Regions from separate parts of the Mus musculus genome. Here region 1 is linked to region 2. Evidence: chromatin loops called from intact Hi-C (ENCODE). Cell type or tissue: gastrocnemius. All regions are shown on one strand. Links, peaks and the distances in the headings refer to the core of each region. The heading gives the core; the rest is flanking DNA.

Region 1 (8,497 bases), core at 354-8,353, 150 kb before region 2:
GCAGGCATCCTCTCAATCATGTTTTGTCTTCCCAAATGACTCAGGCTTGTATTGAGTCAACAAAACTCTAGTGTGACCTACAGGCCACTTTACAAGTGGTAGGCTTGAGTATATAGTTAAGGCACAGCATCACAAGCTGGGGACAGCCACTGTTTTGATGGCTTTAAATTGATGTAGGGAAATGTAGCAATCTCCAAGGCAATCTCCGGCTCCATTTTTACGTCTTCTAGTAACCATTTCTTCCTGTCTTGTCTCTGGGACTGCAGTACTCACTGGGGTTCCTGGATTATCATCAGAGAGCATTGACACAATCAGATGTGTAATGCTCATTTTCAGATATTTGATTCCCTAGGATTGGTGATCATATACAACTTTTGGTAATGCTAGTTCCTGAGAGAGGCTAAGATCCACTAGGTGGAGATTTCAGCTATAAGTTTGTCAGTGAAACTAGAGTTTTCCCAATGAGACAAACAGCATGTTGACTCTGAGGACATGGGATGGTTCCTTCCCCACAGCTGCCCTCCTGCTACCTAAAAGCTCTTCTTGCTGCAGGGCTGGCATTCTGGAGATGGGCTTCATATGATGATCTGGGCACAGGGTTCCCTTGTTGACCTTAGAAAACAGACAAGACTCTAAGGATTATTTACTCTTCCCCCCAATATAGGAATTAGTGCTCCTCCCCACTGATTTTTCTAGATTTGATTCCTTTGTTACTATTAGAAATAAATGGTCCTTAAAGTGGTCAGTGGGTCGATAGTGGGTTTAGTTGCATGTAACAGGAAAGGTCAAACAACATTTTCTAATGGTGGTTTATTTCTCAAGTGGAATTGGAGGTCATCAGTCTAAGGCTCATGGAGACTCCAGGACCTGGATTCTTTCCACTTTATCAACATGACTATGGCTTTCATCCTTAAGGTCATTTCTGGTCTAAGATGATTGTTGGAGTCCCAGCCTACATTCCTGTATATGAAGCAGGAAGAAAGTGTGGATAAGGCAAAAGTTTAGGCAAAAGTTTAAAGGAACTTGCTTGGGAGCCCTGTTCAGTGTTTCACACCTTACCAAGTACACATGCATGCCAGATAGCTAGTTGTAAGAAAGACTGGGAATAAAATTTGGAATTTTATCTGAGTATTTGCAGTCCCAAATGCCATTGGGATTCTGGCACTAAGAAATAGGAAGCATGGGTGTTAACATTGGTAGCTCCCACAGTTGTCTCTTCCACACAGTTATCTCTTCCTCTGGAAGCAAGATAGCTGTGTGAAGTGCTTACATTTGTGCAAATTGACCTTAAGAGACCTGCAGAGTGCTTCATCAGGTTGGCCAGTGGAAGGAACAAGGCCCTTCCAATGAGAAGATTCCGAATCTGAATTTCTGCTTTCTGTTCTTGTACAGGGTTGGTTGTGACCCAGGTAGTTTCCAAGTGACTCAACTGAGTACCCAGTTCTGCATACAGTCGAGTTTGTTTGGATATCCTGTGTTAGGAGCCTGTGATTTGGATGTTGGTCCTATCACCTGCTAGAGTGGTAGCTATGGCAACTGTTTGTATTTGTTCCCATGTCTGTGTCCTCAGAAGATCCGAGTTATGACCAGTGACTTAAAGTCTAGTTAAAGAGTAGAATCCCAGCATCTGTATGGGGAACCATGTTTACAAGTGACAGTACATAGGAAGTAGGTAAAGTACTTCATCTCAAGTGGGAGATAACCGCTGTCTTAAATGTCTTCCAGTTGGATCAGTAAAGTCTTATCTCCAAGGCAGTATATTATGGCTTCCAGAGGCTCCATGTTAGTGCTTAGCTTCATTGTTAACTGTTCTTCCTGCCTTGTCTCACTGTCAGACTGTTTGGAGGTAGGCTGTGCATCGTCTAGCTGTTGGTCTCTGTGGGGTAGGCTGTGCATCGTCTAGCTGTTGGTCTCTGTGGGATAGGCTGTGCATCGTCTAGCTGTTGGTCTCTGTGGGGTAGGCTATGCATCGTCTAGCTGTTGGTCTCTGTGTTAGTTCTGTGCTGAGTCTCCACTCTGAGCTGCTTGCCATCTTTTTGGTAGCCAATCAAAGCCTAGTTCCTCATCAAACATCTGTCTACTGGTTTTAGTACCACTATACCCCCTGCTCAAATAATAATTATGTTGCTGACAGTACTTTAACACTTAGAGTTAGCACTGTACCCTGAACTTTTGACACATTGCACACATCCTAAACAGACTGCAATCTGGTATTGGTTTTGATTCAGGAATTTTCCATTTGCAGGTGGCTTCTTTCTGTGGAATTAGCTGTTTTCACATATCTACATGTTCCCTCTATATTTAGTGTTCTTGGCATCACTCACTCCAGTGTGCCACCATAGAATCACCCTATTCTTTCTCCCTCTATATCTACAATTTTCTTCACCATGAGAAATCTGGCTTCCATCATCTTCATTTTATGGTTCATTCTTGAACAGCATGGGACAGAACTCCGTTGTCCCCCTTTGAGCATGTATGGATGAACAGCATGGGACAGAACTCCGTTGTCCCCCTTTGAGCATGTATGGATGGAGGGTAGATTTCTGAGGATTTGAAAACAAAACCTTGTAAACCATATAGCCTAAAATTTCAGAAAAGAAGAAAAAGGAGATAATGAATCGAGAATAAACTTTTTAAATTCTTCTACAAATGATGCCCAGCCTATTATAAAAATGTATCAACTTTCACAGACTGTACATGGTGTTTTGTAATCAAGAAAAATGCAAACAAATGTAAAGATGCGATATTAAATCATAACCACAGTACCTTGGTGCCAATTTTGTAGCCACCTCACATGGCTTGCAACATGCTCAAGTGCTGGGAGCATCCATTAAAAGCACGGTGTGACACTAATCGTCCCCATAGAGCAGTTCACTCTCTAGTAGTTGCAGATACCAATAAAATAATCTCTCACCATTCTCTTGTATTCTCTACTGACTGTAACACACACACACACAAAAAAAAAATGTCACCAGACTGTTTGTTACAGTTTGCCTTCAGATTAATAGCAGGCCACTAGTAGTAATGTTTGGGGGAAACAAAAGGATGGGTAGTGCTAACTTCAGTATTGTTGAAGAGTCAATTCTCAATTGCTCAGCTCTACAACACACCAAATAGTCTTGTAATTGCTAATCCACGTCATTGTGAGAGACAGCTTTGCAGCTAGAACTCAATAGATTCATGCTGCCTAGCAGTGCTTTGATCATTAAAGGACTGTGGTCCCGTTAGGTCACTCAGCCTAGTGATATGGCAGCCATCTTATGTTGCATTCTCTCGTATTTTGTACAACGGTGAAATTGCCTAGTGAGTATTTCTAATGGTATGCTATTGTTGAGTGATGAATTGCTGTACTTACAGAAATAACTCTGAAGTGAGTAGCAGTGGTAAGTGGCGGGGAGGGCGGGAGTGGTTTTGGAAAATGGGAGAATGGGTAAGTGAATTTAACCAGATGAGGTGTGGACCCTATCTCAGGATAGATCAGTTATGCCCTGGTTAGCAGAGGGTTCCTTTCTGCAGGCCAGTGAGATGTGGCAGCTCTGTTGTGAGGGTAGGATGAGGAGATGGGTGGGTATTAGCCTTCAGCATGGAGGATGAATGTGGGCCTGGACCCACAGCTAAAGCATCGCAGCTGCTGGAGTAGCAACAAGAGGTGGTTTCCTGGTCCCAGTGGCTGCTCAGCCTCCACTTTAACCTGGTCAGCTACATCTTCCTTTATGGGACCATCTGAAACTCAGAAACAGCAATGGGCACCTGTTAAGATTTCAAGAGCCCAAACATCTGTTTGGCTCTTTGTTGAGGATGTTGCCATGGAAGAAGAGTCAGTATCTCACGATACTCAGTTAACCAGAGCATTACTGATCCAGGATTCTGAGACAGGGGCCTGGACATCTCCAGGGGGTTATCTTAAAACATATTGGGGGAGGCCAGTATGGACATGTGCCCATAGTGAGATCATTAGAGATTAAAAGTGTCCATATATGCCTTTCTCAGCAGAGTGGGACTATCAGGCACAGCATGGATATGCACTGCTATAGGACTATAGCATGGTGATGTCCTCTGGATGATTCTCAGGGCAGAGGCAAGTGGATTTGAAAAGTAATGGCAGCAGTCACACTGTGACACTTAGTCAACTTAGTCACGGTGAGAGGGAGAAAGACACTTGGCCCATTTGCCTCCCCCAAAAGGAACCAAAAATCAGAAGAAAACAGAAGGCCCCAAGTGTCCAAATTCAGCTTGAACAGCAAGCTACATCGGTTCTTGCTCCTTACCAAACGGAGCAAGATCAGAATAGACTCTGCAGAGCTCAGTTGGCTTTCCCTCCAGCACTCACACAAATTAGTAAGCCTATACAATGGGCCATTAAACCCTGTTTACAGCATTGAGGGCTTTTCAAACCCAAAGCCCTAAACATTCATATTCCTTCTGCAAGCCAGTTCCAAAGGCTGAAGACCCATAGCCCCATGTTTCAGAACCAATTTACTTCTGCTGTGATGAAATACTCTGACAAAACTAATTTAAGGGAATAAAGGTTTTATTTTGCTCACAATTCAAGCTCACCATGGCCAGGAAGTAAGTCATAGTAGCATCATGATCTTGAAACAGATCATGCCTCACGTTGCCACGCTGCCTGCATAGTCACTGTCTTAGAGTTTCATCGCTGGGAAGAGACACCATGACCAAGGCAATTCTTATGCAAGGACAACATAGCAATTTCAGAGGTTCAGTCCATTATCGCCATGATGGGAAGCATGGCAGCACCCAGGCAGGCGTGGTGCTGGAGGAGCCAAGAGTTCTACATCTTGATCCAAAGGTAGCCAGGAGGAGACTGGAATTCCACACTGGGCGGAGCTTGAGCATAGGCAGCCTCGAAGCCCACCTCCACAGTGACATCTTTCCTCCAACAAGGCCATACCTTCTAATAGTGCCACTCCTTATGGGCCAAGCATTCAAACATATGAATCTATGGGGACCAAACCTATTCAAACCGCCACAGTCAGGAAGCAGGGGAGATGAATGATAACACATCTCCCCCTTCTTCTTTTTATTTGTTGGCAGGGTGGATCTTCGCCATCAATTAACCTAATCTGGATCCCTCACAAACATGCCCTCAGGCTTTTTTTTTCTTTTGGCAAGTCTGTGGCGTCTATTTAGTTTTCTCAGTTTCAATGCATCTGGCCTAGTAATGAGTTTGGAGTTTGGCCTTCAGCCATTCAACCCACCAGACCACTGGAGCAACTGTTGATGCCCTGGGATCTGAATGTTGCTAAGCACCCTGTCAATGCGTTGTAGCTGGGTCTTGTCTTAGTCACAGCCTGTCCACTTAGTCTGCCATCCGAGAACTCTTGCCCCTTCTCCAGGCTTAGAGAAGTCAGCAAAATCTTCCTGAAGAGTACTTGCTCATTCACTGCTAAGTGCACATAAGCAGAGTGGCTGTACTGGAGTCTTCCTAGGTCAGGCTCTGTGCTACGGGAATGCTGGCGTCTGGCTCATGTGGACAGGAAAAGGAAGAGTTACCACGGTGGACTTGAAAACAGGCATCCTTGTGAGGGGGGAACGTAGCAGATGAGACTGTTACATAAACAAGAATAGGCCAGGGAGGTCTGCACACTTGGTGGGACACTCTTAGGTTTGTCTGTTCTGCCCAGGGGTCCTCACTCAAATCTCAAGGTCTCGATGAGTTGAAGGTCACATATGAGAACCTGACAACGCTGTAACCTAGCTCAACATTGCAATCTGCAGTCTGTGCAGTTAAATTTGGGGCCTGATTTGCAGCCAAGGAAGCTATAAGAAATAAGAAGTGCTTGTACCAAATCTCTAGTTCTCTGATTGGTGTGCTTAGAATCTAAGCCCTGAGCTTATCTCTTTCAGTGAGCATTGAAGACTATAAGCCCACAAGAGTAACCAGTTTATGGCCTCGTCCTGATCATACCACCATAAAAGTCTGTATGGCTTTTAAATAATCTTCTATGATTCTACTGGCTCATGTCTCTAATCCCAGCACTTGGATGAGGCAGGAGGATTGCCATGAGTTTGAGGCCAGGCCTGGGCTATGTAGTGTGATCACCTCTCTGTCTCTTTGTCTCTGTTTCTCTCTCTCTCTCTCTCTCTCCTCTCTGTCTGTCTGTCTGTCTCTCTCTCTCACACACACACACACAGACATACATACACACACACTCCATAATCCTTATACTTGATAGCTCTTTATAATAGACCATAAGTCTTCATATGGTATGGCATGTTTTTTAATATTTATTTATTTATTTATTATATGTAAGTACACTGTAGTTGTCTTCAGACACTCCAGAAGAGGGCATCAGATTTCATTACGGATGGTTGTGAGCCACCATGTGGTTGCTGGGATTTGAACTCAGGACCTTTGGAAGAGCAGTCGGCGCTCTTAACCGCTGAGCCATCTCACCAGCCCTGGTATGGCATGTTATGTCATCGGTTTCTCACTTCCACTGGCAATAAGGTCTTCATACCACTTGAAGTCAAAGGGCAAGCAAATCAATAGGGCAAGTCAGAAATAGACCTCTAGGGGCCTTTTTCCTGGAACCCTACCAGATATATCTGTCTTGGTCAGACTTTGACTAGGAAACAGACTACTCTGGGTATCCCAAGCAGAAATGATTCAGCTGGAAGTTTGCTTTAACGTTTAAGGTCCATCTCAGGAGAGAGGGAGGGGACTTCGGGTTTGTAGCTCAGCTTCCTGTCTTGTCTCTTCTTTCTGATCTGTATGCTAGCTAGCAGCTTCTGCCAACATGAGCTGTGTCTGTCACCATGTGTTTCCCCCATGATGGACTGTCCCCACCCACCCCCAAACTGTGAGCTAAAATAAAACCTCCCCTCCCTGAAGTTGCTGCTTTTAGGTGTTTTACCACAGCAATGAGAAGAATAACTAACATACCACAGCCCCTGGTGTTCCAGTTCCCCCAAGCAGATCCAGAAGCCTGACATCCAGCCTCCTGGGGCTGCTCAAACGAGTCTGTCACTGGTGCCACACAAGATGCTCTCAGAAATCTGAAGCAGAACTGTTGCTCCCCCATCCCCTCTGGTGCTGCTTCCCCACTGGGAAACTCAACAGGAAGCTCACACTGCAGGGCACAGGAAGTGTGGGAAGCCGCCCCCACATTCGCCGTCACAAGATGGCGCTGACATCCTGTGTTCTAAGTTGGTAAACAAATAATCTGCGCATGAGCCAAGGGTATTTACGACTACTTGTACTCTGTTTTGCCCGTGAACGTCAGCTCGGCCATGGGCTGCAGCCAATCAGGGAGTGATGCGCCCTAGGCAATGGTTGTTCTCTTTAAAATAGAAGGGGTTTCGTTTTCTCTCTCTCTTGCTTCTCTCTCTTGCTTCTTACACTCTGGCCCCATAAGATGTAAGCAATAAAGCTTTGCCGTAGAAGATTCTGGTTGTTGTGTTCTTCCTGGCCGGTCGTGAGAACGCGTCGAATAACAATTGGTGCCGAATTCCGGGACGAGAAAAAAAACTCGGGACTGGCGCAGGGAAGATCCCTCATTCCGGAACCAGAACTGCGGATCACGTTTATAAAGGTTCCCGTAACACAGACTGTTGAGAAGGATTCAACTGCCGAATTCAGAACTCATCAGCTGGGGAACGACGGTGATAAAGGTTCCCGTAAAGCAGACTGTTAAGAAGGATTCAACTGTATGAATTCAGAACTTTTCAGCTGGGGAACGAGAGTACCAGTGAGTATGTTTGGCCTTGAATTTTTTCTGGTGTTAGGAGCCCTTTTGTTCTTTTTCACATGCTATCAAGTGATTAAGATAGGGCTGAAAATTCTAGAGGAAATTCAGGACAATCTATCAGAAGTAAAGCGGGGAGAGAGAGTAGGAACAAAGAGGAAGTATGGTACACAAAATAAGTATACAGGCCTTTCCAAGGGTCTTGAACCCGAGGAAAAGTTAAGGTTAGGTAGGAATACCTGGAGAGAGATTAGAAGAAAAAGAGGAAAAAGGGAGAAGAAAAAAGATCGATTAGCGGAGGTCTCTAGGAGATACTCGTCACTAGATGAGCTCAGGAAGCCAGCTCTTAGTAGCTCTGAAGCAAGTGAAGAATCCTCCTCTGAGGAAACAGACTGGGAGGAAGAAGCAGCCCATTACCAGCCAGCTAATTGGTCAAGAAAAAAGCCAAAAGCGGCTGGCGAAAGTCAGCGTACTGTTCAACCTCCCGGCAGTCGGTTTCAAGGTCCGCCCTATGCGGAGCCCCCGCCCTGCGTAGTGCGTCAGCAATGCGCAGAGGGGCAATGCGCAGAGAGGTGCGCAGAGAGGCAGTGCGCAGAGAGGTGCGCAGAGAGGCAGTGCGCAGAGAGGCAGTGCGCAGACTCATTCATTCCCCGAGAGGAACAAAAGAAAATACAACAGGCATTTCCGGTCTTTGAAGGAGCCGAGGGTGGGCGTGTCCACGCTCCGGTAGAATACGTACAGATTAAGGAAATTGCCGAGTCGGTTCGTAAATACGGAACCAATGCTAA
Region 2 (8,497 bases), core at 110-8,109:
TCTCAGGCCTTCTTTTCCTTGAATCGAGTCACATACATATTGCAGACTTAACATGTTTTGCACTGTACTGGAGGAAGAGTCTACTGAGAACTGCCTCATGCCCGCTTTCAGGCCCTTGGAGGTCCAGGATCTGATCCTCCTAACAACCTGCAGCCAGTGGCCACTGTCATGACCCCACTTTACCAAGGAAGAGACGAAGACAGAGGAGAATGAAGCCTCTTGCTCATGACTGCAAAGGCTGACGAGAGGCTAGGTCAGGTTCCCGAGTCTGCCTTTTTCTAGCCTGGCCACAGAGGAACGGGACAAGGGCCTGAGGAGGATTAGCCCTTTGTTAAGTATCATGGGACATAACAAGAAGGCCCCAAGAAGTCCCAGCATGCTCTAAGAGGTGCAAAGTTTGTTCCCCGGTGTGTTTCTGGAAGCAGGCTCTCAAAGACTAGGTGCCAAGTCCAGGAGTGAGGAGGCATGCAGGGTTCCGATTTGGTCCTGGAATGGAGAGAGAGCTTGGGAGTGGGAGAGCAGAAGGGCAAGGCCAGGAAACGGGAGGGAGGCAAGGAGGAGCTTGGTGTGATGAGCAGGAAGCTGTCCTTTTATCCCAGGACAGAGCCAAGCAGACAAGGGTCCAATCAGAAAGACAAGACACTCCTAGCAGACATGGGAAGAGATAGCAGTGAGGGAGATGGCCCAGGAAAGAGCCTCTCCAAATAGCCCTGGGGCAGTGATACAAGGACAGATGGAGGCAGGACCTGAAGTAAGTGAATCCTAAGACATTATAAAGCTCATTGGATGTGGGTGGCAGGAAGAGGTGGGAATGGGGGGTGTCACCCTCCGACTTGGAAGAAGCCAGCTTGGTGGCAAAAATCTGGATAGGTGGTGTCCGGGGAAGAACAGGTTTTGGAGTGTAGATGGGAGAATTCACATGAGTGGGGTGTAAGTGCCTCCAGGATTATCCACAAAGGCAGGCATTGGGGAGATGTGTGGGTGGGAGCTTAGAATGAGGTCTGGCTAGGAACTTGGATTTGCAGGCTCTAGTCAGAGAAGGTATCCCCAGAGAGTGTAGACTAGACAACAGAAAATGCAGAAGGGGGGAGCACTCTCAAGCACCCAAGAGTATGGAGAAGACCTTGGTCACAAAGGAAAGCAGCGCTGAGGGAGCCTAGAGGATTTATCGAATGAAGAAGCTTTCAGGGTCTCTGGCTAGGCTGTGACAGAGTGGGTTGAGAGCTACAAGGTGGCCTGGTAGGCGGAGAAGTTTTTGGTCAGACCATAGGAGAGGGTAAGGCAGGTACAGGTAGGAAGTGATTACATTGTAACAGTCGCCAAGTGAGGACAATTAGACCCAAAGTGTCAGCTAAGCTAAGAGATGGGTTGATGGCTAGGCAAGAAGGTATGCTGTTGACCCCAGGGAGAAGCCCAGGGCCTGCCCTGCAGGTTTTTATTGAGCTGGTCTGGCTGGAAGCCTTTCATATTTATAGCCGAAGCTGAGAACCTGTGGCAGGGAGGGATTTTAAGGATAGGAACCATCACGCTTGCTCTCACAAGATGAAGGGGATGAGTGGGTGGGGAGGAGAGGAGAAAAGCCAGGACCATGAGAGATTTGAGAGCCAGTCCCAACTTGGTAGTAAGGTGACCTTGGAGGAGCAGAGTGTGTGAGAATAAAGGCAGATGCAGAGGAGGGTGGTCTGGGAGATCTGCTCTTCTTTGTGGGCAGTGAGGTGAAGAATTTTAAAGTCTGATGAATCTGGAAGTGAGCTGGGTAGAGCAGCATGAATACAGGAGATAGGGAACGGAGGAGGTTGGTGCTCAGCGGAGGCCTAGAAGTCCCTGGCTACCACATTGTTTGGACACATAACATGGGTTATTCTAGGGCTGGGGCTGCCTGTTTTTTTGTGTTTCTCTGGAGTTCAGGGAGTCTGGCTGGAATATTTCAGACAGAGATGGCAGAAAGGGGCTCTGAGGATGTCCAGGATCTGAAACACAAATGGGGTTGTGGACATTAAGAGTGAGGGAGACTGGGTGTGTAGAAGTGAAGACTGGGAGAAGGTGGGGGTGGAGCAGAGGCTGGGGACTGGCCAGAGGAGTGGAGCAGGATTTGGAGGCCATAATTTTGCTTGCCTGTGTTCTACAATTATAGCTACCATCAATAGAACTGGCTAAAGATTCAAGACTCAGGCATAGAGTAAAGGGGACTCCTGTCTGGTCCCTGTAAGGGAAGGAAATACCAAAGAGGGACAGTAGTGGTTTCCTAAGTCATTGAAGTCACAGGATATAATAGTCTGAGCTATGGGGAGCTTTGGGAGTTTGCAGACAGGAGAGGATTCTGGGAGAATGAAACCTTTGAGTAAAGGAATCGCAGAGTCTAGCAGTAAAGTTCTGATTATCTAATTCAAGGCTTACAGCACACAGTCCCATTCTGAGATCCTCAGATATGAGCTAGGAGCTCTGGTGTGCTGCTAATTTGCAGGTTGGTTAATCTCTCTGGTTCTCACTTTCTCAGGCGTGAAGTTGGAGGTTATGTCTGCCTTGAGGAGTATCTGTGTGGCCCGGACGAGGTAACTCATACATAAATGTTAGTGCAGTGCTTGCACCTAGAGGCAATCTATCGCTACAGTCCAGGTATTGTTAAGGGGTGAATTGTGGTGACTCCCAAAGTGACTGTCTCTGGAGATGGTGCTTTTAAGTAGCAACTAAAGTCGAACGAAGTCAGAAAGGTGGTAGGTTCAAAGGAAAGTATGGAAGGTAGCCGCCTGCCAGTCAGGAAGACAGCCCTCAGCAGAAGCAGCAATGTCAGAACCTTGATTGTGGATGCCCACCCTTTAAATGACAAGAAATAAATACCTGTTGTTGCGTTGTTGGAGTCACCGTCCATGATATTCTGTTGTGGGGCGTGATCTAAGACAAGTGCCCACAACGTGACAGTGTGGTGGTTAAGTGGGAAGAGGAGCCTGTAGCGGGGCAAGCGCTCTAGAGGCGTGGCTTATTGTAGAGGCTCAGGAGGTGGGGCAAAGAAGATGGACAGCATTCAGCAGGTGTCAGAAAAGGCTTATGGCCCAGGGTGAGGCAGCAGCCGGTCCCACAAAAGTGGAAAGCCATTTCAGAAACATTTTTTTTTAAACCAGGGTGTAACCCCGGAAACTCAAAGTCGGCTGAGGGTAGGGCGGGTGGCATAGGAGGAAGACGGGGCTGGGGAGAAGATTCTGGAACCCACAGTGAGGGTTTTTGGCAGATCAGTGAAGATAGCTGCTGGCTGAGGAAGCATAGAGGAAGAGGTAAAAAGTCTGAAGCAGGGAGCAGCTGACACGTAATCACCACAGAAAGCGGGTAGCTGTTGGCAGAAAAGGCGTTTAGGAAGCGCGGCCGCGGGCCCTGCCAAGGGAGGCTGTCGTGATTCACGCTTGGGAAGTGCTGGAGACCAGAACACAGGTTGGAGGAGGTCCAGGCATGGCACAGTGCAGTAAGTAGCCTGGCAACTGTGGTGGGCTGACCCTCTGGTCTGGGGCTTGACTCAGGGAATGGAGTCCCAGGGTGGAAAAAAAAAGATGAATTAGGAATCTGCCACCAGACTGAGCGTCTTCAGAGCGTTCTTCTGGGATGGTTATTTCAAATTGGTTTGTTGTTGTTGTTTTATTGGTTGGTTGGTTGGTTTTGTGTGTGGTTTTTTGGTTCTTGAGGTTTTTGTTTTTTTGTTTTTTTTGTCTTTTGTCTCTTTCATTTACTACTGTATCATTACTATTATGCCCTGTCCCTAAGAGTCCTGGCGACACTGGCTCAAGTTCTTACTCAATTCTTCCTACCCACTTGATCCCACCCATATCTTGTCACTGCCTGGTTTTCTGTCACAGCCAGGTTTCCCGTTTTCAACTATGCCATGAAGCACGGATCAAGACATCATGAGTTCTTTGTCCTCTTGGGAAATGGAGTCTGTTCCTGTTGCTGGCTTTATTTGAAAAGGGACGAGCTGGTCTTGATTGACACCTGAATGTTGTTCAGGCTTGGGGAGGCCAGAGGTCAAGGCGCCCCCTGGCGGTGGAAACTGCAAGGCTCAGGCCCTAACCTAGGGTTGTAGAAGCTGCGGGTAAGCTGTGTACTTGTAAGATGCTATCCTCCTTCAAAGCAAGGTTGTTAACCAGAGGTGATTCTTAGTGATGCTGGCTACACCCTGTGCCAGCATTCTGTGGCACCATTGGGTGCCAGGAGTCTACCCAATCCTGTGCTGGCCAAGGCACTGCCCTCCGGGCACTGATCATCTGAGTCACACAGGATTTCTATCTTATCCTAAACAACCCCCCAGGCCAGCCATGCTTCACTGCCTCTCACCCTTCAGCAGAGATGTCTTCCCCACTTTCCTGAGATACAGTGTGATTCAGATGGGCCAAATGTTACAAGGCTGGCCTTCAGACTCTGGCCCTGGTCCTGTGTATGATTCCATGTCTGATCTGAACTGCTGCAATAGAGTTTTCAGAGATACGGAGGAGAGATAGGATGAACTGAGGCTACCATCGTTCCATCCTCAAGGCAAGCCTGTTCCCAGGAAGCCAGCCAAGTGCTCTAAGACCAGTTGCAACGAACTTTGCAAGCTTGAAGGAAACCTGTGTCTGCTGAAGCCTGATGCTAGGACTTGCAAAGACCACCTTAAGGATGTGGTCCAAAGCCTGGTGTAGGACTTGTAAAGACCACCCTGAGGATCTCGTCCAGAAGCAGAAATGCAAATGGAACTGAGAAGCGAGATGATAGTCCAACGGAGCAGTGCCCTAACTGAGGCAACTTAGAGGAGATGTGGCAGCTAGAAGGAGCAGAGAGAAGACTGGATGGAGAGAGAAATGAGCAAGGGGAGTGGATAGACAGGAAAGAGCGCAGGGGCCAGATGGGAAGAGAGCCTTCCCAGCTCACAACCACAGCTACCGTCCTCCTCATGAGTATCCTTGATCTTTGACTTGGAAGAAGTCGATGCAGTCCTATGATGCAAATGAAGTTCCATGGACCTAGAAGGTGTGGCCTGCTGCTGTGGCAGCTGTGTAATGTCTGCTGGTGCCCTGAGGGTTACATGGACAGAAAAATGCAAGATTGAATCAGGAACAGGAGAAAATGATGTCATCAAGACGCTGGCTCACCGTAGTACAGTCAAACCTTTTTAAAAGTAGGGGGAGCAGCACAAAATACTGGTTAAAAGCACAACGCGTTAAAAATGAACATGGCTGTTTATTATCATTACAAAATATTCTTGTCCCATACCACAATACCAGCACTTAGGAGGCTGGCTGAGGCAGAAGGATCTCATGTTTGAGTCCAGCCTGAGCTATATAGAAAGACTAAAGCCAAATAAATAAATATGTTGTTCTGTAACTGACTGTATTAGCCTGCTTTTATACAGCCTACTGTGCAGTGGGTTTTTGTCACCAGCCTCGCTCCAGACAAATGAATGGAACACCAGCTTATACTATCAGAACATCCATGACACCACCAGAAATAAGAACTTTTTAAGCACTATTATCATGTTAGGAGACACCCCCCCCCCCCCGACAGGGTGTCATTGGTGACAGTGCCACATACATACAGTCACATACCACATCAGGGTATTTCAGTCGTTGACAAACTGTGGGTAGTTCTGCATCAGCTACTTGTGGAGGAAACAGCATTTAGTGACTAGAGCAAATGTTGAATATGGGTGAAGCATCCCTGCTCTGGGACAGATTAGTGACTAGAGTAAATGTTGAATATGGGTGAAGCATCCCTGCTCTGGGACAGATGTGTGAAAGGACTTTCCATAGCTAAGAGACCACGTCAATGCAAGGTCTTCAGGTTTTTACAGACGAGACAGATGACTTGCTTAGGGGTGGTATGGCACGATACAAGTTGATTCCTCTAAGTTCTGGCTAGATGAGTGCCTCAGAGCCTTGCAGTATATTAATAAGTACACACTGCTAGAGTACAGTATATTAATAAGCACACACTGCCAGTGTCCTAAGGGAGTGTAAGGAGTCCCAAGTAACTTGGCAAGCCACAGAAGTACTGGCAAGCACCACACCTTTCAGGACAAGATGCTGGCGAAACCCTGACTCCATTCTAGTCTTGCAACCTCTATGATCACATCAAGAACCTTGCTCAGGCTTGAGTGATGTCACCGAGGAACGTGATGAATGCCATCTAGAAGCACTGAGAGCATCATCCACAACTTCAAAGGAGTTTATCAACACGAAAAGGTTTCAACACTCAGCGGGGTGGTGGACAGCTGTGGCAGGCAGAGGACAAGGTTGACTCTGAGGAGCTCTGCGGGTGTTTCTGAGCAGACAACCAGACCTCAGGCCCTGCCCAGAATGCTGGCATGACAACAGGATATGGGGGCTAATAACAGCAATACTGATGATCCTGGTCCTATAGAGTCCTAAGCTAATGTGTTCATTTGTGCCTGATTTTCTATTAAAAAACAAACAAACAAACAAACAAAAAGAAACAAAAAACCAACTTAAGCAAAAACCACAACTTCCAAAATAAAGATATAAAGAGAGTGGCTTTGTGTTGCCATACAATGTATTTGTTTTAAATTGTGTTACAAAATCAAAGAGGTTTTAAAATACATTTTAGACATGCTTTATAATGTTATAATAAAAAGCAAAAGCGTGCATTGTTGAGTGGAAGACAAGAAGAGGGAAGACCTCATTTTAAAATGGAGTCTCTCTGGCTGTGGTGCCTCAAGTCTTGAATCCCAGCATTCAGAAAGCTGAGGCTGGAGGATAGCCACAAGTAGCCAACCTGGGCTACTCAGTGCAATCTTATTTCACAAACAAACCAGTCTCCCTACCTCATTCCTAAGATGGTAACATTTACTGTACATATTAATTAAACAATAGCTGGGAGCAATGGCATACATCTGTAATCTCAGCCCTTGGGAGACTGGTGCAGGAGGATCATTGTGAGTTCAAGGCCAGCCTAGGCACATCGTAAGTTCCAGGCCAGCTACACACAGAGACTGTGTCTCAATTAAACAAACAAAAGAAAAGAAGACATGATGGTGCATCACCCAACTCACTATATTAGAACAGAAAATGTCACTTAGCTCCTGCTCATGGGCATCACTGCTCTACAGACATGATCTGTGCCTGCCTCCCTTCCTAACGCCTAGGGAAACCCCATGTAATAGAACATGCAGCTGCACATGGGCACTACTTACACACACACACACACAAATATACGCACACACCTGGATCTTCCCCCATGAGTGTCCTTGAAACTGTCACATTCTAGAACTTTCTCTGGGCCCTCCAAACTGTCAGAACCCTTTCAAAAGCTTGGATTCTTGCTTTGAATATCTGAGAAATAACACACATGCATTCATTTACCCATGTACTATTCTCCCTTTGAGAGACACAGAAGGCTGTCTCACCTTCGCTTCAGGTCCTACTAAGAAGGGTCCTGGGGGAATCCTGGAGGATGGCTGAATATAATGTAAGGCAGACAGGAAGCTCTTAAGCCATTTGAGGGATCATGGGGACTTCAAGGTTGTGGCCCCTGAATAGTCAGCAGATGCTCTAGGGAAAGGGAGGTGGGAGATGACAGCCACGCACTCAAATGCAGTCCTTGTGTTTCACGTGAGGCTGCTTCATGGTCTCCTGCTTGAAGAGGGTGGGGGCTGTTTGAGACTACAGTTGACAATGAGACAGTAAAGGAAGATGCCAGCAGTGGGGCCTGGAAGTACCTGTCACCAGATCCTAATGCTATTAAAGACCTCTGAGCCCCATCTAACAAGAGTGACTCAAAAGTAGAGACCATTATCCAGGCCATGGGGGACAGGGTTGTTGTAAGTGGTCTCCAATGGCCAGTAAACACACACAATGGTGAGAATTTCATTATTGGTGAAGCTCCAGATGACAGCCTATGGAGGTTCATGTCCATGGTCAGCTTGGTTGGATTTGGGATTACCTAGGAAACACAGCTCTTAGCATGCATGTGAGATTCCACAATGAGAATAGAAGATTTACCACAAATGTGTGATATTGCCCCATAGACTGGGGTCCTGAAATGAATAAAAACATAAAAGGAGGAGGAGCCCAGGGAGTATTTGTTTCTCTCTACTTCCTAACTGCAAATGCAATGTGACCAGCTGCCTCCTGCTCCTGCTGCCATGTCCTCTGTAGCAACTACTTACCTCATTGCTGTGACAAACACCTGGCAAAAGCAACTTAAAAACCAACAGAGGATGGATTTATTTCAGCCCATACATGAGGGGATATAATCCATCAGGGTGAGGGGTAGGTCATAGCATAGAGTGCAAGCCTATGAACTTCTCATCATTGTTTCCGTAGGAAGCAGAGATAACTGCTGGTCTCCACTTATTTTCTCCTTTTTATTCTCTTAGATCATTGTCTTAGGGTTTTATTGCTGTGAAGAGACACCATGACCAAGACAACTCTTATAAATGCAAGCATTTAATGAGGGCAGACTTACAGTTTCAGAGGTTCCAGTCTATTGTCACCATGGCAGGAAGCATGGCACTGTGCAG

Evidence for each region. Hi-C counts contacts between places; a loop is a spot of excess contacts. Peaks named below come from ENCODE experiments on the same cell type or tissue, not always from the same donor. Only the 100,000 strongest peaks of a DNase experiment are listed, where the experiment ranks them.
Region 1: it touches region 2 in a loop (2.1-fold over the local background); 7 of 42 quality-filtered maps call a loop at or near these places.

What each region holds. Positions count from the first base shown.
Region 1 is chr1:87,453,020-87,461,516 of GRCm38, forward strand. No RefSeq gene overlaps it. Among named protein-coding and RNA genes, the nearest start is that of Snorc, 13 kb to the right of the region's middle. In gastrocnemius, for the core only: no CTCF peak of the experiment used is centred there; no DNase peak of the experiment used is centred there.
Region 2 is chr1:87,604,591-87,613,087 of GRCm38, forward strand. No RefSeq gene overlaps it. Among named protein-coding and RNA genes, the nearest start is that of Inpp5d, 11 kb to the right of the region's middle. In gastrocnemius, for the core only: a CTCF peak has its summit at 4,031 (motif pointing left); DNase peaks (open chromatin) are centred at 3,397 and 4,029; H3K4me3 peaks cover 854 bases; H3K27ac peaks cover 857 bases.